2 separate regions of the Homo sapiens genome follow, and region 2 is linked to region 1. Evidence: read pairs that join two places in POLR2A ChIA-PET (ENCODE). Cell type or tissue: MCF 10A. All regions are shown on one strand. Each heading gives the region's core, and the rest is flanking DNA. Links, peaks and the distances in the headings are about the cores only. Region 1 overlaps LOC105373262 (a long non-coding RNA gene). Region 2 overlaps DRC8 (dynein regulatory complex subunit 8).

Region 1 (15,903 bases), core at 4,252-8,251:
TTAGGGTAACCTGAAGGGGGCTGGAGAGCTTGTAAAGCAGCCAGTTGTTGAGCCTGTCTCTTGTCCCTGCATTTCCCTTTCTCCTTAGCCCTGTCCTCCTTATTCTGCTTTTAGTTACAAAAGACTGAGGAGGCTGATTTGAGGATTTCCTATATAGGGGCACTAGGTTCTAAGGTTGACTTTTGTAATTTTCTCTCAGTTCGTTTTTAGGCCAAACAGTATTACAAAAGAAAACTAGTTTTTTGTTTTTAGGTTTGAGGAGGATCAAATTTTTCCCAGTTCTTGAGGATACAACCAGGGGGCATGTCCCATGCTATGAAGACATGATTACCCATTTGTGAAGAGAGAACAGAGGAGGAAAAAAAAGGAAAAAGGAAAAAGAAGGCATCCCCTGTTACTTCTCTATCCTGAACAGGGCATCCCCCATTCGTCCTTAGGATTCTGGAATAAACCAGTCTTACCATGTCCCCTTAACCTTCGTCCCATCTCGTCACTATTATCCACTTAAGAACAGAGGAAATAAGGGTGTGAACCAGGCACCCCCTGTCCATCCTTGGGGTTCTGGAATGAACTGGTCTTACTGTGCACCCCTAACCTTGCCTTCATCTCTGTTCTAATGGTAATGTTAACCTGGAACAAGCCTTCATCTCTGTCCTGTGGGTCTCTTGCACCTGCAGGCTTGAGCCAGCCTAGATCCTTTTCTCCATGACCTTATAGTGACTCTTGCCCGGGGCATTCTACAACAAATTGATTATCTCTTTCCTCAAATTTCCATTTCCCATGTTCTTTAAGTAGATGAGAAGCCTGTTTTTCAGCTAACTGCCTCGAGGGAGCTGGACTTCCCTCCCTTTGAATATGACCTTGAAGATCTTGATGCATATTGAGAAGGGCGTGGAAGGATTAGAGAAATGGAGGCTACAGGAAGAAGTGGGAGGAAGCGAGAGGGATGCTCATGGAAAGGCTTTGCTTGCAAAAACAGCAGCCCTTAGATTTGAGAAGGCAATGTTTATTTGCTCTTTTGACATAGAAGAAGTTGTGGAGGACTTGGAGCTTGGTGGTAAGAACTTGCAAATGGCAAAGGAAGAATTTTTCCTCCTGCCAAAGGGATGCTAACTAAAAAAAAGAAAAGAAAAAAAAGAAAACACAAGTAGGTGGGGTCCTTAAAGGGCCACAGAGTGAGGTCCTATGCAGGTGCACAAACTGCTTCAAAAGCCACCAGAAAACTAGGCCCTGGGGCATAACTGGAACAAGAAGTGTACGGTAAAGTCATCGGGAGCGGTCAGACCTGGGGTTCCGATCAGTGTCCATCCCAGCAATGTGCCAACAGACAGGGGAAAAGTTGGAGGTCATCCAAGCTGGTGGGGTAAAAAAGTACAAATCTCCACAAGGGACATCCACAAGGGAGCCTGTGGCTTTGCTGCCGAGCGAATGCAGCAAGAGCCGCGGATGCATGAATAAGAGGGCGTGTGTCCATGTGGGGCAGAGAAGGAAGTTATGCAGTATGCAAAGTGGAAACAGGGAAAAGGCAGACTTGCCCCGGAGGCAGAGAGTCTGGAGGGTGCGCAAGGCCATTTCAAAACACACACAGAGAAAACACAACAGGCAGCACAGGCTTTTGGGAAAGAGCTGATTTTAGTTGAAAAAGCAGAGGAAATCCCAGACACTGCACGGTCCTAGGCTTTAGCCCTACCGCTCTCCCCAGCCTCCTGTGCAGGAGGGCCATTAGCATCTCAGGTCTACTTGGTGCAGACTCCAGGGTCCTCCTCCCCTCCACGAGCCACCTGTCAGGGTGAGCTGAGAGATCAGCCGGGGGGAAGCAGAGCCACTGTGGCTGAGAGGAATCATTCTGGGGGTTGGTTAGTAAGCAGGAGAGCAAGAGGGCGAAGAAAACTGCATTTAGGGGTTGAACACCTCCAGCCAAAGAAGGCAAGGCATAGAGGCGTCTTACCACTAGGGAACATATCCAAGTCACAGCACCAAAGTATGTCAGCAGCAGCAAATCCGCATGGGTCTGGAGCAACCTCAATTCTTGCTTCCTTGATTTCCTTAGAAGAAAGAATTCAACTGAGGGACATAAGGCAGAGAGAGAGAGCGCTCAAGGCAAGTTTTAGAGCAGGAGTAAACGTTAATTAAAATTAAAAAGTTTTAAAGCAGGAACAAAAGGAAATAAAGTATGCTTGGAAGAGGGCCAAGCAGGCAACTAGAGAGATGTGAGTGCACAGTGTAACCTTTGACTTGGGTTTTTTATGCTGGCATGCTTCCGACGGGGGCTGCATCCCTTCTCCCCTGATTCTCCCCTTGGCGTGGGCTGTCTGCATGCACAGTGGCCTGCCAGCACCTGGGAGGGCCGCGTGCACAGTGTTTACTGACGTTGTGTGCATGCTCACTTGAGGAGCTCTTCCCTTACCAATCGAGTGTTCCTAGAAGAAGGTCACATACCAGTTAAACCCCACCACCTGCCTCTCAGTGCACAAGCTTGAGCTCACCCACTCAACTCCTGAGATCTTACTGGGAAGCTGCTGGTCACCAGTTTCAGGTTTTTTCTGTCTCTTGGGAGACTGCCTTTCCCTGGTGAGCCGGCTGTGACCAGTTGTTATCTTAGAGAGACAGTGTGACAACTGCCTGACCATCACCTGATGGTGGCCTGACATTCCAGGTCATGGGGCCATGGTGGGGGCGTGCCCTCTCCATCCTGCTTATGTCAGACTTACTGCCTCCCGTAACACACCACTCCCAGCTCAGTCCACATCATCCTTGAGGAATGTCTTCCCTTTCTAGTACCAGCAGATATTCTAGGCTCACCTAGTTCCTGCACCATCCCAGGAATCAGCTATTTCCTGGTTCCTTTCAGTGCAGAATGACATTTAGAAACCAAGATAGATAGATGCTCCACGTGCTCATTGCTGCTGGGATGATATTGCTTCTAGGCTTGCTTGGCTGGTAGAGCTAGGATTTGTTTGTATGTATGCATATATATATACACACACACACATATATATATGCACACACACACACATATATATACACACACACATATATATACACACACCTCTCTCTCTATATATATATACACACATATAGTTATATCTGTATAGATATATTTATATTTTTGTGTTTATGTTTTTTTGAATTATGAGTTCATAATGTACTTTCAATTACAATTCAATACCCCAAGGTTATTTCCATTCTTCCCCCTTCTCTTCTGGCCACTGCTCCAACCTAGCCCCCATTGTCCTCTCTACATTTACCTGTTCAATTTACTTATTTGCTCCATGGAACCGTGCAGCACTGCCTCCATGGGACACCTCCCACCACCTCTGTGCAGCTCAGACCTGGCCACACTGACACCTCTCAGAAGGGAACAGAGGGGAAGAAAAACCTCAGAAGTAGTTTAGAAGAGAAGCATGGAAAAGATAGTGTAAAGTCGGCTTCACTCTCTTGGAAGCTGATTGCAGGATGTGAACTTTGATTTTGTAGCACATACTTTGCCTTTAATGGAAGAATGAAGTTGAAGACGTTACACGATATTCAGTCAGAAGAAGAGAGGCCTGTATTTCCCCTGGTTCCACTAGAATAGCCACAATTGAGTAAAACCAAATAGAAAAAGGCAGTGGACTGGAATGGGAAGAAATAAGGAGAATGCAAAGTAAATCATATGGAAATAAAATGAAAATTTTAAAATGAGGCAGATGTGGGGGAAGTCAAGGGTCAGAGTGGCAGAGCAAAGAATCTGAGCCTGGCTTTTCAGAAAGTCCTTAAGGCATGATTCCTTCCCAGTGCCACCTCCTAACCATTTGACCTTGTGGCAAGTTTCCTTCCCCACCTTAAATCTGACTTTTAAGTGGCCACACCTCCTCCAGGGCCCAGACTTTCCTTTTCCCAGTAGGCATCTCCTGCCTTGGCCCTATCCACTTCCTGGCCCCTCCCTTCAGACCCAGACCCAACCCTTTTTTTGTTTATCCTCAGCGCTCCCCCTGCTTTATTTAACCCTTTGGGTTTCCTCTCCCTAGACTTTTATTTTATTTTGATGTTTATTTTTATGTTTATTTTTATTTGAGATGGAGTCTCGCTCTGTGGCCCAGGCTGGAGGGCAGTGGTGCGATCTTGGCTCACTGCAAACTCCGCCTCTCGGGTTCAAGCAATTCTCCTGCCTCAGCCTCCTGAGTAGTTGGGATTACAGGTGCCCACCAACATGCCCAGCTAATTTTTGTACTTTTAATAGAGACGGGGTTTCACCATGTTGGTCAGGCTGGTCTCGAACTCCTGACCTCAGGCGATCCACCGGCCTCGGCCTCCCAAAGTGCTGGGATTACAGGCAGGAGCCACCGCGCCTGGCCTCCCTAGACTTTTATGAAGTGGAACTCTGCCCAGTGCTGTAGGAAGCAACGGGAATCTGCAGTCAGGCAAGCCTGGGATTTTAAATCCTAGTTTTCTACTTTCTAGCTGTGTGTCCTTGGGCAGATTATTCTTTGAGCATCTATTTCATCCCCTTTAACACACGCGTAACAAGGTAAACCTCACAGGGTTGCAGCAAGTGTCAAGTCAGTGAGCGAAGAAGCTCTTCCTTTCCTATGAAAGTCAGGATGACCGATCTTGGGCTGCTTTTAAATTCCCATTCCTCCAGAAGCAAAGGTCCAGTGCAGATTTGGCAAAGACTCCGAGAAATGACCTTGTTTTTCTATACTGAGAAACTTTCTTAGGAAAACAGTAGATATTAGGGAGAAGGTGAAGCCAAGGGCAAGAGAAAATGCAGCATAAACTTCCCATGACTGAGTGAGCTGCAGAAAACTGATAAGGAATATAGTTTACCCCTTTTTTGAAAGAAGAAACAAATAACTTCGTATTACAGGAATTCCATACTTCAGTGTGTAATTAAGTGGATTCTGGCAGAAAGAATCTGGGATTCTGGAGTCTAATCCTTATTCTGAAAACCGCTTCATTTCAATTTCTAGTTTTCCTTGCTTGTTAATGCCTAGGTTGTGTTGTAAATCACAGGATCTTTAGGGAAAATAAAAAAGTACTGGAAAAACCTGGGCAGGCTAACAGGGCAGGCTCTGACTGCCATTGTCACCTGTGACACCCTGTCTCTAGTCTGGGAACACATTCTCTCTCTCTCTTTTTTTTTTTTTTTGAGATGGAGTCTCGCTGTCGCCCAGGCTGGAGTGCAGTGGCACAATCTCAGCTCACTGCAACCTCCACTTCCCGGGTTCAAGCAATTCTCCAGCCTCAGCCTCCTGAGTAGCTGGGACTACAGGTGCCCAACACCACGCCCGGCTAATTTTTGTATTTTTGGTAGAGACGGGGTTTCACCATGTTGGCCAGTCTGGTCTTGAATTTTTGGCCTCAGGTGATCTGCCCACCTCAGCCTCCCAAAGTGCTGGGAGTACAGGTGTGAGCCACCGTGCTAGGGACACATTCTCTTTCCTGTGTGGTGGTTTTCACTTGAAGCAAGAACCAGTTATCCCCCTTCTCCTGAGAAATGACAAGCCTGTATTTTGGCAAATATGTTGGTTTGCAAATCTGTTGCAAAACAGATTTCGGTGGTGGTGGTGGTGGGGTGGGCGCTCCCCAGCCCATCCTGGGAGGTTTTATTACAAAAATAACTAATTCAAGGACCTCCTTGTGGCTGGGCGCGCTGGCTCACGCCTGTAATCTCAGCACTTTGGGAGGCTGAGGCGGGCGGATCACGATGTCAGGAGATGGAGACCATCCTGGCTAACACGGTGAAAACACGTCTCTACTAAAAATACAAAAAATTAGCCAGGCGTGGTGGCGGGCGCCTGTAGTCCCAGCTACTCGGGAGGCTGAGGCAGGAGAATGGCGTGAACCCGGGAGGCGGAGCTTGCAGTGAGCCGAGGTCGCGCCCCTGCACTCCAGCCTGGGCCACAGAGCAAGACTCCGTCTCAAAAAGAAAAAAAAAAAAAAAAGAACCTCCTTGTAAGTCAGCCTCTCCCAAAGGAGGACATGGAGGGCCAGGCTAGTCCTAGAGTCTCTAGCAGGGCCACTTCCCTGAAGTTTTGTTCCTTGCTGGCTTAGCCCAAATAAACAGACCACTCTTCCTGTAGCGCTAAAAAGTCACTCGATGGCTTTCTGTTTCAGATTTGGTTTCAGAAGGGTTTTGTCAGCTTTCTGTAAACTGCGTCTGTAATTGAGGCCGGCCGCCTCCAGGTGGCACCAGTGTGCCGTCCCACGCTGAGTCTGCTCTGAGAATCAAGACGTTTCACTACCGCCCAATTCATTTGAGGAACTACTGCCAAGATGCATCTTCCTAACGATTTCTCTGCCCAGAGCCCTTCAGAGGCTTCCTGTTGTCTGCTAGATAAAGCCAAGCTATCAGTGCTCTCAGCCTGAGAGCAAGCTGAGATGCAGTCTTGTCTGAGTCTGCAGGGTGGTGGGAGAAGAGGCATGGGGCTTTTTGGTTGCAGTAGAGGGAGGAGATTGTTTGAGAAATGGGGGGAAAGAACTGAAACAACCAAAACAATGAGAGTGAAAAGGAACCACGACACCAGTGTCATGGACTTGTGTCTCTGCAGAGAAGCAGGGCATGTCGAAACTGCAAGCTTTTCGTTTCTCTCTCTCTCTCTCTCTCTGTCTCCTTTTTTGGAGTCTCGCTCTTGTTGCCCAGGCTGGAGTGCAGTGGTGCGAGCTCACCTCAATGCAACCTCCGCCTCCCGGCTTCAAACAATTCTCCTGCCTCAGCCTCCCGAGTAGCTGGGATTATAGGCGCCCGCCACCATGCCCGGCTAATTTTGTATTTTTAGCAGAGACAGGGTTTCACCATGTTGGTCAGGCTGGTCTCGAACTCCTGACCTCAGGTGATCCACCCGCCTCGGCCTCCCAAAGTTCTGGGATTACAGGTGTGAGCCACCACGCCCAGCCTAAAACTGCAAGCTTTTCACACAAGACCCAGGACTTACATTTTTTAGTGCTCACTAACACAAGTAATAAAATGTGACACAGAGGGAGGGAGGGAGGAGAGGGGCTTTCTCCTCTACCTTTACAAGAAACACAGTGAAACCGCTTTGCAAAAATTAGGTCAGTGAGAGAACTATGGCAGTGAGGGAGATCTGATCTAGCCAACCCTCATCTTGCCTTTAGCCTTCAAGTTGCCATTAATTGTTAATATTTCTGGGTGTAGGCCAAGCTAACTTTGAGAGTTAAATGATAATAGCCCTTTCCCCAAAGTCAGCTGCTTTTGTAAAAGTAATGAGAGACCACCAGGCTAGCAGGGTAGAGGAGCCTGAATTCTGCTAAGGTGTAGACATAAATGATTGCCAACCATTATTCTGCAGGTCATAAGATTTGCAACCTCCCAGATTACTCCTGCAGATAATATCACCGTTATAGAGCCTAAGATTGGCCTTTGGGATATCTTTTCAGTCTTTTTTTTTGATGTCTGACACTCATGCCTCCACCTAGACCCACTGACCCCTCCTGTGGCCCCACCCACAAAGGACTCAGGCACAGGAGGACCATTTCCCACACCCCTATGATTGCACCCCCAGCCAATCAGCAGCAAGCACCCATTGCCCAGACACCTCCATCCCTTCTCCCAAACTACCCTTCAAAAACTCCTAACCTCTGAGCCTTCAGTGAGGTCGATTTGAGTGATAACTCCATCTCCCATGTGGCATGACTGACCTCGAGTCAATTAAACTCTTTTTATTTTTTTGAGACGGAGTGTTGCTGTGTCACCAGGCTGGAGTGCAGTGGGGCGATCTCAGCTCACTGCAACCTCCACTTCCAAACAATTACTCTATCTCAGCCTCCCGAGCAGCTGGAACTACAGGTGCGCACCACCACACCTGGCTAATTTTTGTATTTTAGTAGAGACTTGGTTTCACCATGTTGGCCAAGATGGTCTCGATCTCCTGACCTTGTGATCTGCAATGCTGTGGTCTCTGTGAATGGATTTTGTTTGTGTAGTGGGCAGGAAGCACCCATCGGGTGGTTATAACAGCATGACTCTAGGCTTGCCACACAGCTGTGACGGTGGCACACAGCAGCCCTCAAATGGCTTCACAAGCAAAAAACAACAGAGGGGCCCAGGGCCAAGGAACGTGAGAGAACTCTTTATGAGCTTAAACGACAAAACCCAAGATCCCCGAAACACTTGGAGAGGATTTTGCAAAGTTAGATCTCCTCTATCAAGGATGTTGGGATAAGAGTCAATGAAATAGAATTTTGGTGGCTGCTGGGGGCCCATCAGCACCTACTAGCTGGAGAGCCAGAGTGGCATGTATTTCATCTTCCCGGGAGGTTTTATTACTGACATTACTCCAGAACCTCCTTATAAATTGGCCTCTCCTGGACACTTGCTCTTTTAGGATTAAAAAACAACTTTGTTATTATTCTCTTTCTACCACTGCCTTCAAATAAAGCTATTTTTCTCCATTCCTGGACAATCTCTTGGACGAGGGCTACAACTCAGTCAGGCACAAAAGTACCAAGCTTTTGAATATTGGAATCGCCTCACTTTTCAATCTAAGGACAGAGCTTCAGTCTTTCAGCCAGTTCATTGCTGCTTTTGCAGCCGTATCTTCTATCACTTTTTTTATTTTTATTTTTTCAAGTGAACACTTAATTTTCCATCCATTTCTTTTCTTCTTTCTCTCTCTCTCTTTTTTAAAATTAATTAATTAATTAATTTTTTTTGAGGCAGTCTCACTCTGTCACCCAGGATGGAGTACAGTGGTGCAATCTCAGCTCACTGCAACCTCCACCTCCTGGGTTCAAGCGATTCTCATGCCTTAGCATCCTGAAGAGCTGGGATCACAGAAACATGCCACTGCACCCGGCTAACTTTTGTATTATTATTATCATTATTATTATTATTATTTTGGTAGAGGCAGGGTTTCATCACGTTAGCCAGGCTGGTCTCGAACTCCTGACCTCAAGTGATCCACCCACCTTGGCCTCCCAAAGTGCTGAGATTACAAGCATGAGCCACCGTGCACGGCCTCCATCCACTTCTGAGAGTGACATTGCAGTGTTTGAGCCAAGATTCCAGTCTTTGGGCCTACATATACTATCTTCCCCTTCCTGCTCCCAGTCCTCAGAGTTTCCTGTTTGCTTTTTATTTCTTTTCTTTTCTTTTTTTTTGTCTCAAGATCTGTTTGTGGACTCCAGAGCTTCCTTGTTTCATTGGGAGGCCGTGTGGTAAGACGTGAAGACACAGGATGGGCATGTTGCTGATCTGGCGATTCCCTGCTAGCCCTGTGTCTTATCTGCTGTGTGACTGAACAAATCACATGTCCTCCACGATCTTGGCTCCTTTACCTAAGGAAGGGGAATAATGCTGTCTCTTCCACGGCTGTGAGATTAAATGACACAGAACAGGTGACTGCGTGATGCAAACTTCATGTGACTATTCGGATATTAGGAATATCCTAATATCCTTTTTTTCCTTGCCATTTTGTTCTCACTCTCATTAATGACCAGAGGAAAAGGAACTATGGAAAGAGCCTTGAGGAGTGTGGGAAAATGGGGCAAGCATTTGTATTTTTATCTCTCTGACTTTTCCTGGGATTTATGGGATTTCTCACATCCCCACCGGCAACGTGGGGGCGGTTTGCTTTCTGTAGAATGGAGGTGGCTTGAGAGAGTGACTGCTTGTGACCAGTGACTAACCAGCCTCAGTCATTGCAGCAGTCCCCAGCACAGAAGAGGAGCTCCACATATCCTTGTTGAGTGATGCGGTTTGTGATATAATAATACTGACTATAACTTTGGGAGGCTGAGGCGGGCGGATTGCCTGAGCTCAGGAGTTCGAGACCAGCCTGGGCAACATGGTGAAACCCCGTCTCTACTAAAAAAAAAAAAAAAAAAATTAGCTGAGTGTGGTGGCACATGCCTGTAGCCCCAGCTACTCAGGAGGCTGAGGCAGGAGAATTGCTTGAACCTCGGAGGCAGAGGTTGCAGTGAGCTGAGATCGCACCATTGCGCTCCAGCCTCGGGACAGAGCGAGACTCCGTCTCCAAAATAATAATAATAATAATAATAATAATAATAATATTGACTATATTGATTATGCTATTTCCATCCCCATTTCTCACTCCCCTCCCTCCATCTGAGATTTGTTGCTGTGGGTTTCATTCAAAACATTTGTTGAGCCCTGATTCTATGCTGGATTCTAATACAGAAAGCGAGGAGAGGGCAGATAGAAAGATGAAGAGGCCAGGCCCGGTGCCTCACGCCTGTAATCCCAGCAGTTTGGGAAGCCGAGGCGGGCGGATCACTTGAGCTCAGGAGTTCAAGACCAGCCTGAGTAACATGACAAACACCTGTCTCTACAAACAAACACAGAAATTAGCTGGTGTGGTGCACCTGTAGTCCCGGCTACTTGGGAGGCTGAGGAGGGAAGACTGCTTGAGCCCGGGAGGCAGAGGTTGCTGTGAGCAGTGATCGCGCCCCTGCACTCCAGCCTGGACAAAAGACAAAGACCCTGTCTCTAAAACGAAAACAAAAAATAAAAAGAAAGATGAATAAGAAAACACTTCTCCTTTTAAAGTTTGAAGTCCTAAAGGAGAGAAAGAATACAAATATAAATAAATATTACTCTTCTCTTTGCTTTCTCCAGATGAGAAAGTATGACAAGTGTCTTCGTGCTTAGGAAACACAAACCCCCAATGCATTTACAAACCATATTATGTACAAAAATGTAGATTAAAAACATTTTTAAACCCTTCTTTTGAAAGCACTCAGCTTTGCCTTTTTATTTTTCCTCTTAAGCTATCTAATCAAGCCCTGCTTGCGACAGGTTTCTAGTTTCTGGACATCCGTCATCTCTAACAATGACATCAGCTGTAACCCTCTCATAGTCTCATCCTGAAGATTAACTTGCAGTCAAGATTCCTCAAAGTTTAAACAGCCATCTAACTCGAAATGGGAATTATGAACAGCCAATTACACTGGCTTCCCTGAGGGATCTAGCCTCCTGTGATGAATAGATTCTCCTCTTCAACTGTAAAGTTTGAATGGGTAGAACCTTTCAGCTGAAGACAGAACCAATTGTGTATGTTAAATGTAAATTCGGGCACTTGTACATGCAAATTCATAATGGGCAAGAAATTGACTGGAAGGAAAGAAGCCGGCCTGTATAATAGGTGGGAGATGTGAAGCATGAACAAGCTAGAGAAATGTCAAGGAGGGGGCCGTGGGTTTAGAAGAGAAATATTAACAAGTGAAGCAGTTTGAATATTTTGGAAAGAGAGCAATTCAAAAGATGTCATGGGGTTTAGGGAGGCCCAAGAGCATCTAGTCAGGATGCAATCAGGGGCCTGAGCACAGAGAAGGGCTGGGGATAACCTGGCTTTGGAAGCCTGGGTTCTAGTCCTGCCTCTGCTAAATGACATTGAGAGTCACGACAGCTCTGCAGATCCCAGTGTCCTCAGGTGCCAACCAGAGGGTTAGACCAGACCCGTGGTTCTCAGCCATCGCTACATATTAGAATCACCTGGGGGCTTTTAAAAAGAAGTTTAGTTTAATTTAATTTAACTTGAAAAATTGACATATAGGCCAGGCGCGGTGGCTCACACCTGTAATCCCAGCATTTTGGGAGGCCGAGGCGGGCGGATCACCTAAGTTCGGGAGTTCAAGACCAGCCTGACCAACATGAAGAAACCTCGTCTCTACTAAAAATACAAAATTAGCCGGGTGTGGTGGAGCATGCCTGTAATCCCAGCTACTGGCGAGGCTGAGGCAGGAGAATCGCTTGAAACTGGGAGGCGGAGGTTGTGGTGAGCTGAGATTGCGCCATTGCACTCCAGCCTGGGCAACAAGAGTGAAACTCTGTCTCAAAAAAAAAAAAAAAAATTGACATACAATAATTGTACATACTCGTTGGGCACATAGTATTGTTTCTATATATATCTAAAACATATAGTGATCAGATCGGGGTAATTAGCTCACCCATCATCTGAAACATTTATCATTCTTTTGTGTTGGGAACATTGAATATCTTCCTTCTATGGCTGGGTGCAATGGCTCATGCCTGTAACCCAGCACTTTGGGAGGTTGAGGCAGGACGATGGCTTGAGACCAGGAGTTTGAGACCAGCCTGGGCAAGATAGTGAGACACCATTTCTACAACAACAGAAAATCTTCCTTCTAGCTATTTGAAACTAGATAGTATATTGCTGTTAACTACAGTCATCCTATAGTGGTATAGAACACTGGAACTTAGTCCTATCTAGCTGTGATTTTGTATCCCTTAACAAATCTTTCCCTGTCAGCTGGGGAGTTTTAAAAACCCAATGATACCTGGGCTTCAACCCCCAGACATCCTGATTTAATTGGGGTGGGGCGGAGCAAAGTCATCAATGTATTTTGACGACTTTACTGAACTATAATTCACATGCCATAAAATTCACTCTTTGAGCCGGGTGTGGTGGTTCACACCTGTAATTCCAGCACTTTGAGAGGCTGGGGCAGGAGGATCACCTGAGCCCAGGAGTTTGAGACCAGGCTGGGCAACAGAGTGAGGCTCCATCTCTACAGAAAATTAAAAAATTAGCTGGGTGTTGTGGTATGCGCCTGTAGTCCCAGCCTCTCAGGAGGCTGAGATGGGAAGATCTCTTGAGCCCAGGAGGTCGAGGCTGAAATGAGCTATGATCATGCAACTGCATTTCGGCCTGGGTAACAGAGCAAGGCTCTGAAAAAAAAAAAAATCCACTCTTTGAAAGTGTATAGTTCGATGGGTTTTTAGTTATTTACAATGTTGTGCAACCATCACATCTATGTAATTTTAGAACATCTTCATCACCCCCAAAAGAAACCAAGGTACCTGTTAGCAGTCGCTTCCTATTTACTTCCCCACCAAGCCCTAGGCAACTACTAATCTACTTTGTCTTCATAGATTTGCCCATTCTGGATCTTTCATTTAAATGGGATTGTACAACGCAGTTTTCGGTGACTGGCTTCTTTCTCTTGGCGTAATTGTTTTGAGTTTCACTCATGTTGTAGCACATGTTAGTCCAGTTGACTCTTGAACAATCAGGGTTTGAAATAAGTGAAAGCGTGCATACAAGGATTTTTTTCAATACACGTTACACCGAGAGTGCCTGCCTCTCCTGCCTCCCCCTTCCACTCCTTCCCATCTTCTGCCTCTGCCTCCCCTGAGACAGCAAGACCAGCCCCTCCTCCTCCTCAGCCTACTCAACATGAAAAGGATGAGGAGGAAGACCTTTATGATGACCCACTTCCTCTTAATCAATAGGAAATATATTTGCTGTCCCTTGTGATTCTCTTAATAACATTTTCTATTCTCTAGCTTACATTATTGTAAAAATACAGTATATGATACATACAACATACTAAACATGTATTAATTGACTATGTTATTGGCAAGACTTCCATTCAACAGTAGGCTATTAGTAGTTAAGTTTTGGAGGAATCCAAAGATACACATAGATTTTTGACTGTGCAGGGGTCAGTGACGCTAACCCTTGCATTGTTCAAGGCCAACTGTACTTCATTCCTTTTTATGGCCAAATAATATTTTCTTCTATGGATATACTATATTTTAAGCATGGATGGTTTTAAAGGATTCCAGAAAGTTCTAATGTGTATCCATGATTAAATCATTATGACCCTGCTGGGCTGTGTAGCACATATGGCTGAGACAGGATAGAGTCAATAAGAGCCTCTGGTGAAGACAGTCTCCAACAATACTGTGTACGTGTCTTGATTTACTGGCAGGAAAAAAGTTTGCACCTGTAGTTGGCACCCCCCTGTTTTGTAGTTCAGTTGCTGCCACCCTCAGAGGAGCTGGTGGGTGCTGGGCTGCAGGTGACACATGAAAGAAGGGACGCAGAGAGGCAGAGGCACCAGCGGGCCAGAGCCCCAGGCGGGAGGGATCCCGGTCGCTCTCTGGTGAGGGGGCCATGAGGTCCCAGGAAAGTCCTGGGAACATTACTTTGGGTAGAGCAGAAAGAGGCCAGAAAGTTGCTTCTAAAACCTGAAAATGATTCCATGGAGTTGGAGAAGCGCCCTTGCGGTGTAAAGGTTGGATGTAGCTGTGAAGACATCAGAAAGCGTCTGCTGGTGTGAGGACGTGCTGGTGGCGTCTGGCCCTTTCTTCCCTGGGCTGCTTGCTGCTGTGCCCGGTTCCTGTCCCCACGCCTTTGTTTGGCCCTTTGTCCCACTGTCCACTCACTGGAAGACCCCAACAGGATTCTTACCAAATAGATGAGTTGATGCCAACCCACCGAAATTACCATTCGCTGGGTAGGAAAAGATGGTCACACCTGTTCTCATCCCATTCAGTGTCTTTATTGCACTCAGGAGTAGTTCAGCAGCTGTTCAGACCATTAATGGGAAGTGGGCTAATACTTCTGTCCCTGCTTTTTTTTTTTTAAACTTGGGAGGAAACAGAGTGATTTCTTAACATGATCACAAAGCAAGATAAAGGCAGATGAAGGCACAGAACTCACAAATGCAGTCATGAAGAGACCTCCCATATTCTGGGGTAACAGGAAGGGGCCCTGTTTTCCCCACCATGCCCACCAAACTCCTCCCCATTCAGCAGCCCCAGCGAGCTTTATAAAATAAAAATCAGAGAATGCCCCTCCTTCTCCTCCACTTGAGACCCCCCAGTGGCTTTCCTACACTTAGGATGAAATCTAAAATACCAGCCTGGTGCAGTGGCTCACACCTGTAACCCCAGCACTTTGGGAGGCTGAGGTGGGCAGATCACCTGAGGTCAGAAGTTCGAAACCTGCCTAGCCAACATGGAGAAACCCTGCCTCTACTGAAAAAACAAAAACAAAACCAAAAATTAGCTAGGTGTGATGGTGTGCACCTGTAATCCCAGCTACTAGGGAGGCTGAGGCAGGATGATCGCTTGAACCCGGGAGGCAGAGGTTGCAGTGAGCCGAGATGGTGCCCCTGCACTCCAGCCTGGGTGACAGAGCAAGACTCTGTCTCAAAAAAAAAAAAAAGAAAGAAAAAAAAGAAATATAAAATCCCTACCCTTGAGGAAAAGCCTCACAGACGCGAGGCTGTGCCCCAGTCAGTTCTACCCACACGAATTGCCCCTCTCTCCATAAAGCACATCCAGCCTTTCCTACTTCAGGGCCGTGGCACTTGATTCTTGGTTTTCTTTCTCTTTCTCCATCCAACATATTCATCACCTGCCTCAGCTTTGATGTTGTTTCCTCAAAGACACCTTCTTTCCTCCCTACCCACTGTCGAAATGAGGGGCCACTCTTTCGCCCACAGTATTCTTTGATGATCTCATACAGTTCATTACTCTTTGAAATTCTGTGGTCATTGTTTCTTTAACATCCGTCCCTCCACTAGACCCTAAGCTATATGTTGAGTTTATTCCTACTTTATTCCCCCGAACAGTGCCTGGCTGCAATTAGGCATTGAGCAATGCCTGCTGAGGAAGGGTTGGGTGCATGGATTTACAGAGGGATTCTGGAATTCCAGAGTGCTGGGGGTGGGGGTACTATTAGGGGCTGCAGTCATCAGGGAAAGTGGGAGAGCTATGGGAAGATTATAAGGAAAGGAGGGGAGTCAGGCCTGGAGCGGGGTTAGCTACCCACAGTGTATAGAAACAGGAGGACAAAATTGAGGGAATGTTTACTTCCAGGAAAGACATGGCCAGACGCCAAACAAGTCATCAAGAAAACAGATTCAAGATACAGGTGATTGGCTGGGCATGGTGGCTCATGTCTGTAATCTCAGTGCTTTGGGACACGGAGGCGGTAGGATAGCTTGAGGCCAGGAGTTTGAGATCAGCCCGGGTAACATGGCAAGACCCCATCTCCAATTACATATATGTAATCTGAGCATGGTGGCTTGCCTATAGTCCTAGTTACTCGGGAGGCTGAGGAGGGAGGATTGTAAAAAGGCAAGACTCTGTCCCAGAGACCTCAGTCTCTCCATGGGCATAGGTTA
Region 2 (16,178 bases), core at 4,902-8,901, 710 kb before region 1:
ATTCTGGATATATTCTTTCTTTCTTTTTTTTTTTTTTTTGAGACAGAGTCTCTCTCTGTTGCCCAGGTTGGAGTGCAGTGGCTTGATCTCGGCTCACTGCAACCTCCACCTCCCGGGTTCAAGCGATTCTCTTGCCTCTGCCTCCTGAGTAGCTGGGACTACAGGCGCACACCACCATGCCCAGCTAATTTTTTGTATTTTTAGTAGAGACAAGGTTTCACCATGTTGGCCAGGATGGTCTCGATCTCCTAACCTCATTATCCACCCGCCTCAGCCTCCCAAAGTGCTGGGATTACAGGCGTGAGCCACCGCGCCCGGCAGATTCTGGATATATTCTAAAGAGCAGAGCCAACAAGATTTGCTGATAAATTTTATGTTAGGTGCAGAGAGAAAGAAAAGGGTTAAGGCCAACTCCAAGGTGTTTGGCTGAGTGAAAGAATAAAGGACAATAATGTAATTAAGTCTCTAAATTGTGCTAAGCATGGGAGCTCATGCCTATAGCAGTTTGGTAGGCCCAGGCAGGAGGATTGCTTGAGGTCAGCAGGTCGAGGCTGCAGTGAGCCATGATCACACTACTGCACGCCAGCCTGGCGACAGAACCAGACCTTGTCTCAAAGAAAAGAAAAAGGTGTCAAAATGTATCAAACAGTAAATACAGTAGGACACCCAGAAAGAAAGAGATTAGGCATGAGTTTAGGTAATTATTTCAATTAGAAATATAATACCACCCAATAGTAGAAAATAGGAAATTTTAAAATCAGTCAAATTCTCTTCCCCCTAACATAACTACTCATCATTTTGCTGTATTTTCTTCCAATCTTTCTTCATACATATTCTTTTATATATGGCATTGAATAACTACCATTCACTCACTCAACAAATATGTACTGAATAAACACTATACACCAGGTTCTACGTCAGGTACTGTATATACTTTTACAACCGTAGAGAAAAAAAGAAACCAAAGCTCAGAGAGGCTAAGCACCTTGCCCAAGATCACAGAGTTATTGAGTGGCAGAGCTGGACTGAACTCAGATCTTCCTCATTTGAACAATCCTGCTCTTCTCCCCCCACACCCCACCCCACCTCACCTCACTCCACCCCATCCCACCTGTTAGTACTTACAGTATAAAATCTTAACTCCTTAATTACTTCACGTAAATGTTATATTTTTCCAGGTTGCAACATAATTTACACAACCTTCCATTTTTAATGGTACCAAAATAATACACCATAATTTATTGATATTATTTTTTCTTTATTATAACACAGCAATAAACTTTTGCTAATTTAACAACAAATAAATATTACCTCATTATTTAAATTTACACTGCTTTGATTACAAATGAATCTGAATAATGATCCATATGTTTGTTTACCATCTCTGTTTTCTATGTTATGAATTGTCTATTCATGTTCTCTGCTCAACCCTACTGGGATCTTCAATTATTTCTTTACAATTTGCATGACCTGTTTGAATAATAAAGACTTAACCCTATGTCGAAGTTACTGCAAACAATTTTCCAGGTCAGTTGTTTGAACTTGTTTTTCTAAAATGAAAACAGCTCCATTTCCTTTCTGATGATCAAAATCATACACAATTACTGGAGGAAAAAGACACAGATGAAAGTTTAAGTTAAAATCACTTCAAATTCTACCCAGAGTTAACTACTCTTTTCTTTTTTTCTTTTTTTTTGTCTTTTTTTTTTTTTTTTTTGAGATGGAGTCTTGCCATGTCGCCCAGGCTGGAGTGCAGTGGCATGATCTCGACTCACCACAACCTCCACCTCCCAGGCTCAAGAGATTTTCCTGCCTCAGTCTCTGGAGTAGCTGGGATTACAGGTGTGCACCACTACCGCCAAGCTCACTTTCGTATTTTTAGTAGAGACGGGGTTTCACCATATTGGTCAGACTGGTCTCAAACTCCTGACCTCAAATGATCCAACTGCCTCAGCCTCCCAAAGTGCTGGGATTACAGGTGTGAGCCTCTGCGCCCGGCCCAGAGTTAACTACTTTTAATGTTGTTCTCTAATCTAATTTCTCACTCAGCAATAAATTGGATCTTTCATTCTCAATAAATATTCATTACCTTATTATTTTTAGTGACTGCCTGATATTCCATTATAGAGCTTTATCAAAATGTATTTAATCAACCCTCCAATTGTGGATGTTTAGTTTCTGATTTTTCATTATTATAATCAATAATCAATTCTTTATTGAACAATCCTGCCCAATTCACCTTTGTATATTTGCCTTATCTCACTGAAATTCAACGAGTTGAACACAGTTGAACTAGCAAGGTTCTTATTAGCCATAACAGTATCTTGGGAAAATCTCTCTGGTTACGACACTGCCACTGCACAAAGCTGATGTTTGGTTTTTAAATTTAAGGTCATTTTAAAAGTACATTATCCTTTATTTTTAGGTAGTCACATCTGTTGAGATTTCTTCTCATACTGTAAAGTTGAGAAACTTATCCTTTGAAAGGCCCAAGAGAGAGACAAAGAAAAATCACCCTTTTTCTCGAGGTCTGGCAAATACTTAATTCTATTTTCTTCAACAATTTACAGATAGATTTACTGTGGTTTGTTTGTTTGTTCTTTGTTTTTTGTTTTTGACACTGGACAACACACTGAGTAATTCATCTGAAGTTTATTTTGATGTGATTCAAAGTGAAAGATTAGCTTTTCCTACTTTACCAGGTGCTTGATTCCTTGCACTTTATCGTGTATTATCATCTTTTATGTGATTGAGATTAATTCTATCAATTGTCCATTCTGTTAATTCTATTCTGATTTGCATTTCTAGTCTTGTGCCATTACCATAGCATTTTATTTATTGCCACTCTATTAGCCTCTTTTTAGGAATGTTCATCAATACCAATTTATTATTCCAAAGGAAATACAGAAATCCATATACAATTTAGAAATTCCAAATGAAATACCATTGAAAGTTTTATTGCTATTGCAATCAGCTATACATTGAGAATTAACATTTTAGAATAGTTTTCACATCTAAGAGGTGTATATTTAGATATATATATCCCTTATAGATCTCTAAATTAAATATTACATATTTTGAGGTTCGTCATGTAAGTCACACACAATCCTCCAAGAAGATGATGCCTGAGTATTTTATGGGTTTTGTAGATATTGTGATGAAATATTTTTTCGAGCCCTGTAATTTCAAGTGTTTGAGGTAAAAATTGAATTTTTGCTATTGATTATATATTTCCTGAAAAATGTATTAATTAAAATCTTTCAGTTGATTATTTTATATTTTCTAATAATACTTTTTGTATTATCTTCTTATTGTATCTTATTTCTCTGTCATGACTCATGGCACTGGCCAGCACTACCAAAGCAACATTAATGCATAAAGTGATAATAATCCATTTTATAAAAATATAATTATTATTATTAATAATCTAGAACACTAGTCTTTTACCAATAAGTATAATGCTGACTTTTGTTTTGAAATAGGTAAAACTTATAATTTATAATTTTATCCTTCCATCTCTAAAGAACAGGCACTAACTTTATTTTTTAGTTTCCAAACTTTATTTGCATATTTTAAAAAGTGTGCATTCCAATAATTTAAAACATTTGAACAAAACAAATGGCACTCTGATTAAAGTGCATTTACAGCCTGCAAGGCATGAATTTTTAATAACTTCTTATCAATATATTTTCTAAACTGTGTTCTGTTTAACACTCATTCCTCAAGGTGCTTCTCTTGAACTCCTGACCTCGTGATCCACCTCCCGTGACCTCCCAAAGTGCTGGGATTACAGGCATGAGCCACTGCGCCCAGCCAGAGCTTCTCAATAAAAGGCTTCAGTGATCAAAAATGTCTGGAAAACTCTGAATATTATGGTTTATATATAATATTTATATGTAGTTCTATATGGTCATTTATAGTGTGTATTAGTATATTAAAGTCTTTGGAATGTTCTACAATCATGAAACTTAACTTTGTTCAACACAGCATTTCCCAAAGTCACTTGATCATCGAGTCTCTTTTTTCAAATTATCATCTATCAGGAATAATTAATGCCTTAACTGAAATCTAGGACTACCCTAACTCAGGAATCCTTACCCACTGGACATTGCAATACAAGTTAACCATCCCTAATCTGAAAATGCTAAATCCAAAATGCTCCAAAACCAAAACATTTGGAGGTCCCAGGCATTTCAGATAAGGGTCACTCAACCTGTACAGTATACAGTAACCTTCTAATCAAAACACAGCATTGCAGGCAGAGACTGAAAGTCCGGTGTTTGCTGTTGCTAACAGCTGACACAGGTATTCTGGTGATGCCACTGTGCTGCTTCATTACCTTGAACACATTATTTTTTCACTTCATGAATGGTACTTCATATTTTTTACTGGTAAGTACTTCCGTGTGAATAAATGTAAGAAGATGATTGCTTATCAATATCAATTCCTATCAATTTAGGGTCAGGAATGATGCTGATGCCAAACAACCAGCTTGTCCTCATGGGTGGCTGACATAGTGATATTTTTGCTTTCTGATGGTTCTATGTAGAGAAACTTTGTTTCATCTACAAATTATTTAAAATACTACATAAAATTACCTTCAGGCTATGTCTATAGGGTTTATATGAAACATAAATGAGTTTCGTGTTTAGACTTGAATCCCTTTCCCAAGATATCTCATTATGTATATGCAAAGATTTCAAAATCCAAAAAAATTAGAAATCCAAAATACTTCTGGTACCAAGTATTTTGAAAAAGGGATACTCAAGGCTGGGCGCGGTGGCTCACACCTGTAATCCCAGCACTTTGGGAGGCCGAGGCAGGCAGATCAAGAGGTTAGAAGATCGAGACCATCCTGGCTAACACGGTGAAACCTCATCTCTACTAAAAATGCAAAAAATTACCCAGGTGTGGTGGCGGGTGCCTGTAGTCCCAGCTACTGGGGAGGCTGAGGCAGGAGAATGGCGTGAACCCGGAAGGCAGAGCTTGCAGTGAGCCGAGATCGCACCACTGCACTCCAGCCTGGGCAACAGAGTGAGACTCCGTCTCAAAAAAAAAAAAAAAAAAGAAAGAAAAAGGGATACTCAGCCTGTAAAGTGGATGGATTAAAGGGGTACCCCAAAATACTGATCCTCTTATCTCTCATCTCTCAGTGTGGCCAGATGAAGTCAGGCCCCAGAAAGCAGTCTATTCCAGAGCTTCCCACAGGGGGACCAGGGCACGACAGGCTCCGATGGCAGGCCTCCTGTTCTGCACAGCGACAACCACAACAAATGCCATCAGGCACCCACTGCTCCCCATTGCCAAGTGTGTGACATATCATGTGGTCTTCTCCTTCAGAGGCCAGATACAGAATGCACCATTACCCAGTAGAGAGCTCCTGGAGAAGTTTCTGTTCCAGGTGCCCAAAGAGCATAGTGTTCATTCCAGTGTGCAACTACTTCAAACTGACAGGGCTCATGGCTCTAGGAAGCAGTCCCAAATCTTTATCTTCACATACTATGGGCTACTTCCATGCCTCCGTAACTGATATGTCCTTTCAGTAGCAGCCAAGCTTGTTGTGCGGCCCTAAACACACATGCATGAGAGGTCGGGAGCGGTGGCTCATGCTTGTAATCCCAGCACTTTGGGAGGCCGAGGTGGCCAGATCACTTGAGGTCAGAAGTGTGAGACCAGCCTGGCCAACATGGTGAAACCCTGTCTCTACTAAAAATACCAAAATTAGCTGGACGTGGTGGCGCACGCCTGTAGTCCCGGCTACTTAGGAAGCTGAGGCAGGAGAATCACTTGAACCTGGGAGGCAGAGGTTGCAGCGAGCCTGAGCCAAGATTGTGCCACTGCACTCCAGCCTGGGCAACAGAGAGAGACTCCATCTCAAAAACAAACAAACAAAAAACACATGCATCATATATAAATTAAATCTTCATTACTTTGAAATAATTGATATGAGACAGTTCAACTGGATTAAAAAATCATTTGGGGGGCTGGGCGCAGTGGCTCACGCCTGTAATCCCAGCACTTTGGGAGGCCGAGGAGGGTGGATCAGGAGGTCAGGAGATCGAGACCATCCTGGCTAACAAGGTGAAACCCCATCTCTACTAAATGTACAAAAAATTAGCCGGGCATGATGGCGGGCGCCTGTAGTCCCAGCTACTTGGGAGGCTGAGGCAGGAGAATGGTGTAAACCCAGGAGACAGAGCTTGCAGTGAGCAGAGATCGTGCCACCGCACTCCAGCCTGGGTGACAGAGCGAGACTCCAACTCAAAAAAAAAAAAAAATCGTTTGGATTATTAGAAAATTTTCCAAGTTATATTGGTTAATTAAAGGAGAAGTTTTTAGATGATATAATTTCAACTGGTTTGAAATATTCCAGGCAGGAGTATCACTGACAAAGGCACAGTGAAAAAGCACAATCCAGCCGGGCACAGTGGCTTATGCCTGTAATCCCAGCACTTTGGGAGGCCGAGGCAGGCGGATCACAAGGTCAGGAGTTCGAGACCAGCCTGACCAACATGGTGAAACCCCTGTCTCTACTAAAAATACAAATTAGCCGGGCGTGGTGGTGCGAGCCTGTAATCCCAGCTACTCAGGAGGCTGAGGCAGGAGAATCACTTGAACTTGGGAGGTGGAGGTTGCAGTGAGCTGAGGTGGTGCCACTGCACTCCAGCCCGGGTGACAGAGCGAGACTCAGTCTCAAAAAAAAAAAAAAAAAAAAAAAAAGAAAAGCATAATCCTTGGGAAACTACAAAAATTTGTGCGAGGGCCAGGTGCAGTGACTCATGCCTCTAATCCTAGCACTTTGAGAGGCCAGGCTGGGGGCACTGCTTGAGCCCAGGAGTTTGGGGCCAGCCTAAGCAACATAGCGAGACCTCACTTCTACATACACACACACACAAAATTTTTTAAAAAGCAATTAGCCAGGCATGGTGGCACATGCTTATAGTCCCAACTACTCGGGAGGCTGACATGGGAGGATCCCTTAAGCCCAGGAGTTCAAGGTTGCAGTGAGCTATGATAGCACCACTGCACTGCAGCCTGAAGGATCTTGCTCTGAAAATTTAAAAAAAAAAAAAAAAAAGTGTGAGAACATGTTAAGAGATCACATTTTTGAGATAGGTAGGGGCCTAGTTCATATTTTGATTTTTTAATGGTTGGGAAAAATGCTTTTACATTTCTGCATGAACAGTTACTCATTGGTAGTAAATGATCAAAAATTGAAGAGCTCATATTAAAGATTTTTTAAAATCAGGAATTGAGTACAACTATTTCAAGCAAAAAGTTTGATATTAAAAAGTAACACGTTGGGAAGCAAGCTCAAGTTCCACCTTTAACATTTTAAATACATTTGGAACTTTTAAAAAAGGGTCATCATTTTAAAATTTCCTAATGCTCTGTTTTATTTTCTTATAAATTTTTTTACATAATGAAATACATAACAAAATTTTTTAACATAATGATTTTTTTAATAATCAAGCCTCATGTAGAGTCCCAAAGCTCATCTAGTTTTACCAGATATTGTGTGCCACACAAATATTATTTTCCATGCTCAGGGTTTTTGTTTGTTTCTTTGTTTTTGAGACAGAGTCGTGCTCTGTCCCAGGCTGAAGTGCTGTGGTGAGACCATGGCTCACTGTAGCATCAAACTCCCAGGCTCACGCAATCCTCCCGCCTCAGCCACCTGAGTAGCTGGAACTACAGGCACAGACCACCATGCCTGGCTAATTTTTTTTAATTTTTGTTTTCATTTGTAGAGACAAGGTCACTCTGTGCTGACCAGGCTGGTTTTGAACTCCTGGCCTCAAGCAATCCTCCCACGTTGGCCTCTCAAAGTCCTGGGATTACACACGTGAGCCACTGAGCCTGGCCAATGTTTAGGTTTTAAAGTGATAAAAGCTGAGAAGCACTACCCCAAAGTCATTACCCATCTTGAAGTCCCTTTCAGAACTGGCTGCTCATTCTCCCGTGGCTTACCTATCTCAGGGACTTGGGGAAGGTTAGCAATAGAGAGCTCCCCATTGCTACTCATAGCCCCATACTCCTAATCTGCCATATTTTTTGCCAGCTTCTCTAATGAAGGAAATTTTCAAACACACAGAAAAGTTGAAAGCTTAGTGTTACAAGCAACTCTATACCCACCGCCTAAACTATTGTTAATATTTTGCCATTTTTTGATTCCTCTTTCCATGTCTGTCTGTCTCTAAGTCAATTGCAGACATCAGAATAATTCATCCCTAAATACTTCAGCATATCTCCTAAAAATAAAGACATTCTCCTGCATAATCCCAATGCTATTATGACATCTTTAAAAATTAACAAAAATTCACTAAGATCATCTAATATCTATTCCATATTCAAATGTCTCCATCTGTCCCTAAATGTCTCATAGGTATTTTTTTCATACTAAAATCCAATCAAAGATTATGTACTGCATTTGGCTGTTACATATTATTTTGTTCTCTTTGAAACTAAAACAGTCCTCCATCCTTCCCCACCCCTCCCCACACACATGAAATTAGCTTGTTGAAGAGACCAGGCTTTATAGCATCATACAGAATGGCCCACAACCTGGACTTGTCTGGGAGCATCCTTGTTTCAACTTCATATTAAAAACTACTACTCTATTAAGGTTCATCACTTGAGGACACATAATCTACTATTCCTTCTCACTGCTATCTTCTACTGATTCCCTGATCACAGTCCTCCAAATTTCTCATTCTAACAAATTCATCTTCCTAATTCTATTTGATCATCAACACCTTTCAACCTTTCTGGGGTTTTTTGTTGTTGTTGTTGTTGTTGTTGTTTGTTTGTTTTTGAGACAGAGTCTTGCTCTGTTGCCCAGGCTGGAATTCACTGGCGCAATCCCAGATCACTGCAACCTCCACCTCCTGGGTTCAAGCGATCCTCCCACCTTAGCTCCCCAAGTAGCTAGGACTGCAGGCCTGTGCCACCATGCCCAGCTAATTTTTGTGTTTTTAGTAGAGACAGGTTTTTGCCATGCTGCCCAGGCTGGTCTCAAACTTCTGAGCTCAAGCAATCCACACATCTCAGCCTCCCAAAGTGCTGGGATTACAGGCGTGAGCCAGTGCACCCGGCCATCTACTTATAAACCCTTCTGAACTCTGTTCTTTCCCTTCCATTTCCATTGTCATTGCTTACGATTAGACTACAATCCCAGCACTTTGGGAGGCCTAGGTGGGTGGATCACTTGACATCAGGAGTTTGAAACCAGCCTGGCCAACATGATAAAACCCCACCTCTACTAAAAATACAAAAAAAAATTAGCTGGGTGTGGTGGCATGCGCCTGTAATCACAGGCTGAGGCAGGAGGATCACTTGAACATGGGAGGTGGAGGTTGCAGTAAGTGGAGATCGCACCATTGCACTCCAGGCTGGGAGGCAGAGCGAGACTCTGTCTCAAAAATAAATAAATAAATAAATAAACACTCATCACTTCCAGCTAAATTAATGTAGTCACTTCCTGCCTTTTTGCCTTTAGTCTCCTTTCTCTCACTTCCCATTCCACCCATCAAACCATAATCCACATTTTGCTAGGATGATCTAAAATGCAAATTTAGTAATTTGACCGTCTGGTTTAAAATCCTCCAATGGTTCGCAAGGCCTTTCAAACTAACATTCAGACTCCTTAACCAGGCGCACAAAGCCCTTTATGAACTTAGGCTCCTACCTATCTCAAAAATGTGATCTCTTCACACTTTTCCACACAGATGCACTAGGCAGGAAGTCTCTGTAGTGTCCCAGTGATAATGCTTTTTCCCAGTGCCTTTGTGATGGACACTCCTGCCTGGAATATTGCCCTCCGCCTTTGTGACGGACACTCCTGCCTGGAATATTGCTCTCCTCCTTCCTGGCTATCTCCCATTCGTCACTCACGTTTAAGAGTAACTGACCTTTTGAAGGCTTCCCTTCTCTTTTTTGTTAAGTACCCTCCTATGTAATCATGTAGCATACATGCTATCTCTATCATAATAGTCTATCAAACCATATTATAATTAGCAGTTTACTTATTTGTCTCACTTTCCATACTGTAAACACCTTGAGAATAACTCTGATAGTACCTGTAAACCTACTAAAAACTCAATAAGGCCGGGTGCCAGTGGCTCACGCCTGTAATCCCAGCACTTTGGGAGGCCGAGGCAGGCAGATCACTCAAGGCCAGGAGTTCAAGGCCAGCCTGACCAACACGTTGAAATCCCGTCTCTAACAAAAATTAGCCAGGTGTGGTGGTGTGCGCCTGTAATCCCAGCTACTCAGGAGGCTGAGGCATGAGAAAAACTTGAACCTGGGAGGCAGAGGTTACAGTGAGCCGAGATCACACCACCACACTCCAGCCTGGGTGACAGAGTGAGGCTCCGTCTAAAAAAAAAAAAATTAATACCAATCTACCAATCCTTCACAAAATCTTCCCAAAAATTGAAGAGACGGAAGCACTGCCCAACTCATTCTATAAGGCCAGTATTAACATGATTTAAAAAAAAAACAAAACTGAGACATAAGAAGAAAACTACAAACCAACATCCATTATAAATATAAATGCAAAATCCTCAACAAAACACTTGAAAACATAATCCAGCCACTTTATGGGGGATTATCCACTATGACCAAATGGGATTTCTCCCGAGAATGAACATATGAAAACCAATCACCATAATACACCACATTAATAGAACGAAGAGGAGCAAAAAAACCATGTCATCTCAATAGACACAGAACAAGTATTTGACAATACATAACATCTTTTCATTATAAAAACACTCGGAAAACTAGGAATAGTGATTTGATCATAGCACATTATGTGTACATATCAAAATGTCACACTGTGCTCCATAAATATGTACAATTATTATGTGTCAATTAAAAAATACTTCTTAAGGTTATTGTTTAAAAGAAAACTAGGAATAGAAGTGAACTTCCTCATCAGGATAAAAGGTATTTATGAAAAACTCACAACTAACATCATACTTAATGAATGGCAAAAGGTATTCTGCGTGCCCTTAGAATAAGCATGTCTTAGAAAGGAAATGTCTGTTTTATGTTAATCTGGCACACACGTTAAGGGGAGCTTCTACTGTATTTCTGAAGCTACTTTGGTCTAAGTTTATAGCACAGATGCCAAAAGCATGCAGTTTTGGGAAATGTTAGAGAAATGGCCAATATACAAAATATCCTTTTAAAACATATAATTCACTGAGTGTGGTGGTACATGCCTATAGTCCCCGCTACTCAGGAGGCTGAGGTGGGAAGATCACTTGAGCCCAGGAGTTTGAGACTGGGTAACATACCACCTTTAAAAAAAAAAAAAAAGTATCATTCTAAGTTTTGTAATGAGAGTACTTTGAGAGTCAGGCTATTTGTTACTGATACACTGTGTCAGTATACTTTTGTTTTTCATTTTGTTTTGTAGAATACAAATTCCTAAAGAGTTTCCTGTATACTCATCTAGAACTATTCTAAAAAATATTTAAGAGTGAGAACTATAACAATTTTGTCATGTAAAAAAAAAATCAATCCAAAGCTGGGTACCATGGCTCACACCTATAGTCCCAGCTGCTCCAGAGGCTAAGGCAGGAGGATCACTTAAGCCCAGGAGTTTGAGACTAGCCAGGGCCACACAGTAAGACCCCATCTCAGAAACAAACAAACAAAAAAATCAATCCAAGAAGGAAATACTCTACGAGTAAAATATTGTTTGATTTAGTCCAATTCTCAAAACTCGAAGGTGGCACATGCCTATTGTCCCAGCTACTCAGCAAGCTAATAGCTTGGGCCCAGGAGTTCAAGTCTAGCCTGACAACATAGGGAGACCCTGCCTCTAAAAACAAAACAAAACAGGCGGTAGTTCACACCTGTAATCCCAGCATTTTGGGAGGCTGAGGGGGGAGGATTGCTTGAGGCCAGGAGTTCAAGACTAGCCTGGGCAACATAGTGAGATCCTGTCTCTACAAAAAAGTTAAAATTCTAAAATTTAAATTTAGCTGGGCATGGTGGCACATGCCTGTAGTCCCAGCCACTTGGGAGGCTGAGGTGGAAGGATCACTTGAGCCCAGGAGGTCAAGGCTGCAGTAAGCCATAATTCCACCACTGCACCCTAGCCTGCTCAACAGAGCAAAACCCCATCTCAAAAAAAACCTCCAAATGATGTCAATCTTCCCCAAATAGGAAAACATAATTATAACAGAGATTACAAAAGAGGCCAGTAAGTATGTATATATTGCTGGTTAAGAGCACTGACCTGGAGCCAGCCACCATTGGCTTTACCATGTACTAGCTGTGAGACCTTGGGCAAGTTACTTAACCTCTCTGTGCCCAAGTCTCCCCACTTGCCACATGGTGATAATAATAGTATCTTCTTTGGAAACCAGTATCGTAGTTCCTCATAAAGTTACACATCAAATTACCATATGATCTAGCAATTCCACTTCTGAGTAAATAACTAAAAGTATTGTAAGTGGGAACTCGAACAGATACTTACACACCAGTGTTCACAGTAGCATTATTCACAATAGACAGAAGGTGGAAACAGCCCAAATGTCCATCAACAGATGGATAAACAAAATGCGGCATACACATACAATGGTATATTACTTAGCCTTGAAAAGGAAGGAAATTCTGACACATTCTTATAGGGTAGATGAACCTTGAAGACATTATACTAAGTGAAATAAGTCAGACACAAGACAAATTATTGTATGACTCCACTTATCTGAAGTACCTAGAGTGCTCAAACTCATTAAGGCAGAAAGCAGAACGGTAGTTTCCAGGAGGGGGAGATGTGAAGTTATTGATTAATGGGCACAGAGCTTTAGTTTGGGGTGACAAAAAGGTTCTGAAGTTGGATGGTGGTGGCGGCTACACAACAATTTGAGATACTAATTCTTAGGTGTGCTTTTTAAGTGATTACCCTTTATATTAACAAGGTTGATTTTTTTTTCTCTTACTTAAAAATAATTCAAAATACTAAAAAAAAAAAAAAATCTTCCAGAAAAGAAACTAAGGCCTGAGCAACATGGCAAAACCCTATCTCTACAAAAAAACACAAAAATTAGCTGGGCGTGCTGGTGTGCACCTGTAGTCCCAGCTACTCAGGAAACTGAGGCAGGAGGATGGCTTGAGCCTGGGAAGTCAAAGTGAGCCGAGATCACACCACTGTACTTCAGCTCGGGCAACAGAACAAGAACATGTTGGAAAGAAAGAAAAGAAACTAAAGAAACATAAGGAAAAGTTCAAATTCTTGCTCCTTAACTTCCCTATAATGAAACAGAATGAGAGTACGCAAGGTGGGGATAGGCTCAAGTTTTTTTAGTAAGACACATTGAAGGAGTTTGGATTTTATTTTAAGGACAATAGCTATCAAATGAAGATTTATAGAGTAGGGAGTATCTGGCTAGATGTATAATCAATGAGGATAACTTAACTGGAAGGAAGCAAGGCTGGAGGCAGAGAGATGGTTAAGCGATTGACACAGTGATGGGGAGGAGGTATGAATGCACTGTACCCTGTGTTCCCCATAACACCGTCATTGTGTGATGGTCTCTTCTTCCACCTTCCATTAGATGTTCGATCAGTAAAGTCCGAGGCCTTATCTCATCACTGTTGTATCCCAGGCCCTAGCATAAAGGAGACACATGAAGAGTACTTGGTGATCAATAAAAATTGTCATATGAGTGATTACGTGATGAAAAAATAAATCATCCCTGGTATTTTCACTTCAAAGCAAAATCTGAGAAAGGACCATGCTTTCAAATAACATTCAATAAACATTTATTGATGGAAGATGACCTCAAAGAAGAGTAAGTCAGTAAGGAACATTTCTTGAACTGACTGAAACCTAACATTGAGTATAACTATTTCTTTCAAGAAATTAGCTAGGGAAAAGAGAACTGAAGGGTTGGCAGAACCAAGAGAAAAAAAATTTAGAAAACTTGAGAATGTGAGGAAAAAGGACGAACTCAGTCAAGACAGCAGTCTAAAGATGTAAGTTCTTATTGCCTGTAACCTGTGCCTTCAACTTCATCCTTCACACTGTTGCTAAAGTGGTGGGCACAATATGTGTATCTGATGACACTTCTCAGCTTCAGTGCCCCACCATCTACGGGGTAAAGTCAAGGATCAGGAGCAAGACACAGGAAAACCTCCCTGGCTAGTCAGCTATTCCTGCCTTGCTCTTGACACCACCTGCAATAACTCCCCAGGGTGAGAGAACCAGTCCCAGGCCAGTTACATGTGAACCACCCAAAAATATAGATCTATAAGCTCTGCCCCTGGAAACTCTGACTCAACAGGTCTGGGGTATGGCCAGGAATTTGTATTTTTACAAAGGTCCTCAGGGGACTCTGATGAGCCACCAAGTTTGGGAACCACACTGTATTAGTATAACATGGCATTTATAAAGAGCACCAGGTTTTGCATCCAGAAAGACCCCAAAACAAATCCCTCCTTGATCCTTTATAGGCTAAATGGTCTTGGGCAAGTTAACTATTTTCCCTACGTATTGCAGAGATTTTTCTATTCTAAAATGGGAATAATACCTTAATCAAAGAATACTGTAAGTATTAAATGAGAAAATATATGTAAAGTACTTAACAAGTATACATAAACATATACTATGTATGTATGTAAACTCAATAGATGTTAACTGTTAATAACTCTATTTAACACCTAACTGTTCAAACCATCTCCACCTCCTCACCATTCTCAACTTTTGTTCATGCCCCTCTCTCTGCCTGGTACTTTCCCCTGATTTTTTTTCCCCTGCTGGCTGCTGCAGTCTCCTCCACCAAGCCTCCACTGACATAAGCCCAATCTTCCTTCCCTCCTAGGGGAGGGCCAAGTACCTATCCTCTATGATTCCACAGTACCCTGTGCTTACCCCTCTTCATTCATTCAATAATATTTATTGAGCACCTCTTAGGTATTAGACACTGAAGACACATTTTTTTTTTTTTTTGAGATGGAGTCTCGCTCTGTTGCCCAGACTAGAATGCAGTGGCACAATCTGTGGTCACAGCAAGCTCCGCCTCCAGGGTTCACGCCATTCTCCTGCCTCAGCCTCCAGAGTAGCTGGGACTATAGACACCTGCAACCATGCCCAGCTAATTTTTTTGTATTTTTAGTAGAGACGGGGTTTCACCGTGTTAGCTGGGATAGTTTCAATCTCCTGACCTCATGATCTGCCTGCCTTGGCTCCCAAAGTGCTGGGATTACAGGCTTGAACCACCGTGCCTGGCCACTGAAGACACATTCTAATAGAAAATCATGTATCAAACAAATTACACAAATGCAGCAGTCTCCCTTTGTCCACAGTTTCACTTTCCACAGTTTCAGTTAGCACACTCAACCGTGGTCCAAATATATTAAATGGAAAATTCCAGAAATAAACAATTCTTAAGTTTTAAGTTGCACGCAGTTGAGCAGTATGATGAAATCTCACGTCATTCCACTCCATCCCTTCTTCATCACAAGAAGGGTGAGTACAGTACAATAAGATATTTTGAGAGAGAGACCAGTCACATAACTTTTATTACAGTATATTGTTAAAACTAATCTATTTTATCATTAGTTATTAGTATTCAGCTCTTGCTGTGCCTCATTTAAAAATTAAACTTTATTGGCCGGGTGTGGTGGCTCACGCCTGTAATCCCAGCACCCTGGGAGGCTGAGGCAGGTGGATCACCTGAGGTCAAGAGTTCAAGACCAGCCTGGCCAACATGGTGAAACCCCATGTCTACTAAAAATACAAAAATTAGCTGAGTGTGGTGGCACATGCCTGTAGTCCCAGCTACTCAGGAGGCTGAGGGAGGAGAATTGCTTGAACCCGGGAGGCAGAGGTTGCAGTGGGCGGAGATCCAAGATTGCACCACTGCACTCCAGCCTGGGTGACACAGCAAGACTCCGCCTCAAAAAACAAACAAAACAAAAAAACAAAAAAACTTTATCATGGGTATGTATGTATAGGAAAAACCATGGTATATATAGGGTTCAGTACTATCCATTGTTTCAGGCATCCACTGGGGGTCTTGGTGTAGTATTCCCCATGGATAAAGTAAGGAACTACTATAATTACAATCATGATTAAATTATTGCACAGCAATTATTTGTGTCTGTCTTTTTCCCACTAAATAATAAATACTTCAAAGCTATATCAAATTCATCTTTAT

Evidence for each region. ChIA-PET counts read pairs that join two places held together with the same protein. Peaks named below come from ENCODE experiments on the same cell type or tissue, not always from the same donor. Only the 100,000 strongest peaks of a DNase experiment are listed, where the experiment ranks them.
Region 2: POLR2A ChIA-PET joins it to region 1 with 5 read pairs; 1 of 35 experiments calls an interaction of 5 or more read pairs at or near these places.

Annotation. Positions count from the first base shown.
Region 1 is chr1:244,289,902-244,305,804 of GRCh38, reverse strand. The region is part of intron 1 of LOC105373262 (a long non-coding RNA gene); the gene reads left to right. Among named protein-coding and RNA genes, the nearest start is that of SPMIP3, 55 kb to the left of the region's middle. RefSeq lists an enhancer at 6,014-6,083. In MCF 10A, for the core only: a CTCF peak has its summit at 6,179 (motif pointing right); a DNase peak (open chromatin) is centred at 6,174.
Region 2 is chr1:244,999,571-245,015,748 of GRCh38, reverse strand. All of the region lies in intron 2 of DRC8 (dynein regulatory complex subunit 8), which reads right to left. Among named protein-coding and RNA genes, the nearest start is that of EFCAB2-AS1, 37 kb to the right of the region's middle. In MCF 10A, for the core only: no CTCF peak of the experiment used is centred there; a DNase peak (open chromatin) is centred at 6,788.